Linked DNA regions of Homo sapiens: region 2 is linked to region 1. Evidence: read pairs that join two places in POLR2A ChIA-PET (ENCODE). Cell type or tissue: OCI-LY7. All regions are shown on one strand.

What was found. ChIA-PET counts read pairs that join two places held together with the same protein. Peaks named below come from ENCODE experiments on the same cell type or tissue, not always from the same donor. Only the 100,000 strongest peaks of a DNase experiment are listed, where the experiment ranks them.
Region 2: POLR2A ChIA-PET joins it to region 1 with 5 read pairs; 2 of 35 experiments call an interaction of 5 or more read pairs at or near these places.

The regions. Positions count from the first base shown.
Region 1 is chr17:48,463,149-48,465,648 of GRCh38, reverse strand. It overlaps LOC101927166 (a long non-coding RNA gene), which reads right to left. Exons shown (of 6, transcript NR_110804.1): 6 at 1-202. Among named protein-coding and RNA genes, the nearest start is that of SKAP1, 34 kb to the right of the region's middle. In OCI-LY7, no CTCF peak of the experiment used is centred here; a DNase peak (open chromatin) is centred at 1,098; H3K4me3 peaks cover 1,055 bases; H3K27ac peaks cover 1,462 bases.
Region 2 is chr17:48,289,936-48,292,435 of GRCh38, reverse strand. All of the region lies in intron 4 of SKAP1 (src kinase associated phosphoprotein 1), which reads left to right. Among named protein-coding and RNA genes, the nearest start is that of SKAP1-AS2, 3.2 kb to the left of the region's middle. In OCI-LY7, no CTCF peak of the experiment used is centred here; no DNase peak of the experiment used is centred here.

The DNA of each region.
Region 1 (2,500 bases):
CCAGCCTCCCAAGTAGCTGGGATTACAGTCATGCACCACCATGCTCAGCTAATTTTTTGTATTTTTAGTAGAGGCAGGGTTTCACCATGTTGGCCAGGCTGGTCTCGAACTCCTGACTCAAGTGACTCGCCCACCTCGGCCTCCCAAAGTGCTGGATTACAGGCATGAGCCACCATGCCCAGGCAGGAATGTAGACAATTTTCTGAAAGGAGGACAATGCAAGAACAATAATTAGATGTAGCCCTTCTGAGACTTTCCTCATTATCTATGTTCACTTACCATAGTTCCCACATGGGATAATTTCCATGCACTGTTCTAAGAACAGGAGCCACAGTAAGGGAGGGCTTCCCAGTGATGGCTTGCTAGTGAAGTCAGCACCAGATATTCAGACCCTACTAGTAAATGACTCCCCAAGGGGCATGTATCTGGTGGCCTGGGGATAGTCCTGCTTGCCCCTTTTCCTGAAAGAAAGCGGAAGAGGATGTGTCCCCAGGTTCCTGGCAAGCAAATGAACCATCCCATAACACCCACCTTTCCATTTATTTGGCACTTACAAACCTGACGCCATAGAGCAATTTAGTTTATAAGGAACTCTTTGACTACATTACCACATTTAATTTTTACACAAACCTGTGAGATAGTTAGGGCAGGTTTATTACTATTTTGCAAACAAGGAGCTCATGTTTGGCTGGGTGCAGTGGCTAATGCATGTAATCCCAGCACTTTGCAAGGCTGAGATGGGAGGATCGCTTGAGGTTAGGAGTTTGAGACCAGGCTGGGTAACATAGTGAGACCCTCGTCTCTAAAAAAATATAAAACTTAGCCCAACATGGTGGCATGCACGTGCAGTCCCAGTTACTTGGGAGGCTGAAGTGGGAGAATCATTTGAACCTGGGAGGTTAAGGCTGCAATGTGCCATAATCTCACCATTGCACTCCAGCCTCAGTGACAGAGTGAGACCCTGTCTCAAAAACAAAACAAAACAACCCAAAAAACAATCGAGGTTCACAAAAGTTAAATAATGTACCAACTCATCTGAAGTCATAAGACTCTTAGGCGGTAGAGCCAGGACTGGAGTTCAGGTGTTCTGACTCTTAACACGGTGTCTTTCTTTAAGCTGCCTTCCTTTTATACACTTTTGTCTAGTAGCTAATTTTAATTACTTCCTGAGTTTGTCCCCTACAGATTTGTGAGTGCTCAGAGAGCACTCTGAGAGAGTCTTTGTCTCTTTCATTTACTAATATTCCCTCAACACTTTCAGCAGTGCCTGATACCTAGGATGTGCTTCATAAAATTATGTTGAGTAAAGACAGGAAATAGATCACCAGAAGGTGGGACTCTAATTTTGACTTCTTGGTATCCCTTGCAATATTTACACAATGAGAGAGTAAATATTATTGATAAGCATAATGACCTAACATCCAGTGGGGGTGTGATGACTCCCAGGAAGCCATCCACCCTGTAAGGTAATATATTTTAAGGAAGAGGATCCCTGCCATGGCTTCCCAAATTCTAAGCACTAACTCTCTATTCTTAGCCTTTCTCATTGTCTTCAACTGCCCCTCTCTCATCCTCAGGGTTAGGACATTTGCCCTTCAAACAGACTGCCTGGAAGTTGAGGCTTGTGTCTTTTTGATTTAGGAAATAGGCTCTATGGAGCCTCGTAACAATAGCTCTCATCTCCATGTGTTCCCACTGCCACCAGAAATTATAAAATGGTTTGTTTTTCTCTTGGCAGCCTCCACCCAATGGTTCCCCATGCGTGTGTTGCTTTCTTCAATTTTCCCCTCTACAAAATCTGGTCATGTTTAATAACAATAAATCAGAGGAGAGATTGCAGCCCAGAAGAGAAGTCTGGGGCAGCCGGGGTTTCCACATCTGGGGCCCATTCGAGTTGAAGTGATGACAATTCCTAATAAATGTTAATGGAGAACCTCCTCAGATTCATACACTCCAGCCATAATTTAGCCTGTCTCTATGCCAGATGACCTTTTGAATATCCAGAGTACACCCAGCATAGCAGCAGCTACAGCCCTGGACTGCTTCCTGCATATGAAGTGGAAAAAACGAGGCTGTTGTTATTGATTATATTTCTCCATTTTCCCTTCCCTGGATTTTTCTTTCAAAGGCTCACAAAGCCTTGGGACTCCCTCAGCCACCCAGGTGGTTAGAGACAACACAGTCTGGTTAAAGGATGTTACGCTCTGCTCCTACAGGAGAGCTCCCTAAGAAGTCTGACAGCCAATGCTGGTCGCAGAGAAGACAGGGCTGGACATCAAAATTCTCCCTTTCCAGCCAGGTGCAGTGGCTCATGCTTGTAATCCCAGCAATCAAACAAACAAAAACCAAAGCAAGCAAACAAACAAACAAAAAAAAACCCCACAAAATTCTCCCTTTTCTTGGCTTCTGAGACCCTCTGCTGATTTTGTTTCTCTATCCCTTTCACCAGCCACGGCTTCCCCCACCTGCCCTTGCTAACTAGGCAGTGTGCCAAGCTGGC
Region 2 (2,500 bases), 170 kb after region 1:
AGGCATATTTATAAATAGTTGTAACTATGACTTTTAAAATCAGATTTTGAATCAGCCAGAAAAAAAGCGATGTGTTTTTGTTTTTTTGGTTTTTTTTACAAATGTTAGCACATCAGAATAGTTGTTAACATCAATGACTAAACGATTGACCAATGACAACATTAAGAAATGAGTGATCATGACAAATTCACCAAGTTACTTTCATGAAATGCTTCCAGAGGGCTGATTTTAAAATGTTTTAATTTTATCCCTGTTGGAAGTTTTCTTTTTTCTTTTCTTTCTTTCTTTCTTTTTTTTTTTTTTGAATAGGCTAAACTAATGATTTTCATTAGTGTATTTGTGATTTATGTGATTTTAGTAGGTTATACCAAGGTTAAATAATTTAAAGAAATAAACCCTTATCTGATATAAGATAGCTAATGAAGTATATTAGATACTTGCCCTATTGCTATATGAAGTGGATCTCCAAAGCTAACAACAGCTTTCTGCAGGAACACAAATCTCTATATAAATATCCAAATGTAGCAAGATGTTGCAAATTTTTAAAGATATGCCATAAAAATAGATTAACGCTAGTATGCAGTCCTGTTCAACTGAATTACAAAGGGATATCATGGGATTGCCAGTGACATTCACATAAATAAAAAATCAATTCTTAATGATGAGGCAGACTTGTTTTAGCGCATTACCCAGGTTAAATGAGAGCGCACAAAGACATCAACTCCTATAAGACTAGCGGAATCATTGTATATTAATATGATTTAGGGAGCTACACACCTCAATGGAATAATTGTTATTATATCTATAGAGCCAGATGGCACTTGGTGTAAACAGCCATTGAGCACCTCAAACACAAGTGTGGCAGGTGATCTTTAAGATGTTCTTGCATCCTGCTCACTCATCTTATCATTGGAATCTGCGTTACTGTTTGCAGAATGATTTGATTGCCAGTACGCAAATTTTTCAGAATGGTGCTGTTGTTCAATAGGAACCTAAGAATATAGAATGTCCTCAGCAAGAGAATAGATGAAGCAGAATAGATGAGGCAGCTGTCTGGATTTGTGTGGGTTAGCACTGAATTTTTTACAAGAAAGAGAACAGAGAGAGTAATTTTTTTTTCCAGCACCAGTGGCCCCAAAATTCAGAAATTTTAAAAATTAACTCTCAAATTTTCAGTGAAGTGGGCTTTAGTAATTACTATTTTCAAAGTAACCCCATGAAGGTGGTCAACAGGTATAAAAATTTGTGCTTGCAAAGTTAGAGAAATGCAAGTTCTGAGCAAAAGTTTATGATTTTGTTTTTGTTTTTGTTTTTGTTTAAGACAGGGTCTACTCTGTCACCCAGGCTGGAGTGCAGTGGTGCCATCATAACTCATTGCAGCCTCAAACCCCTCCTGCCTCAGCCTCCTGAGTAGCTGGGATTACAGGCGCATGCCACCACAGCCAGCTAATTTTTTGTCTTTTGAAACATTCTCACCATGTTGCCCAGGCTGGTCTCAAACTCCTGGCCTCAAGCGACCCTCCTGCCTTTGCCTCCCAAAGTGTTGAGATTACAGGTGTGAGTCACCACACCAGGTCAGAAGTGTCTTTAATTTTTTGTAAAATATTTTTCTTTTCTTTGAATATTTAAAATTGACTTCTGCTAACCCTAATTATCCAGTTACAGAAATCTCATTCATTTATTCAACAGATATTTACTGGGCACCTACTATGTGCCAGGTACTGTTCTAGGCACTGGAGATATGTCAGTGGAAAACCCTGCCTTCACATAGTTTGCATTCCTCAGGGGGCAATAAATGAAATGACATGATGTAATGTAAACTATGTGAGAAATAAAATAGGGAAGAGAGACAAAGTGTGCTAAGGTACAGTGTAAAGCTTAAGATTTGCCTTTCCTTCCTCAAGAACATAAAACAGATTATCCGGGAAGAATAAAAGAGGCTGGGGAAGTTCTTGTTTATCTTCTGACTTAATCGATCTTGTGAAATTCTAGTGCATTGTCTGATAACCCACCTGCTGTTATAGCCTCAGCTCAGCAGCCAGGGTTAAATAGTTGGAATGAGTGTTCAGTGTAAGCTTAGATTATTGGCTTGAATTAAATTTAATAATGTTACATAATTTTTTAATGGTTTTGTTTCTTTCCTCTGATAATAACATTAAAAAACATACCATCTTTAGTTACAAATAATTCTTGAATTGCCCCTTTCTCTACCTTGTAACCCATGTTTAGTTTCTAATCATCAAGGACATGAAACTGGCCTCATAGACGAATTGTTATCATAGTAGATTTAGTGGACTTTGATATCCAAACATATGAAACAGATTTTTCAAGTATCTAAAATAGAGAATGTGCCTCAAAATTTTGAGATCTTATAAATCCATCTGTCCCTTAATAATAAAATTCATACTAATTCTGAGAATATTTCCATCACCCACTTCAGGGTACTATTGACTGCTTAACTCCTGGATTTTAAACTAATGTTCAGTTCTTCAGCAGATGT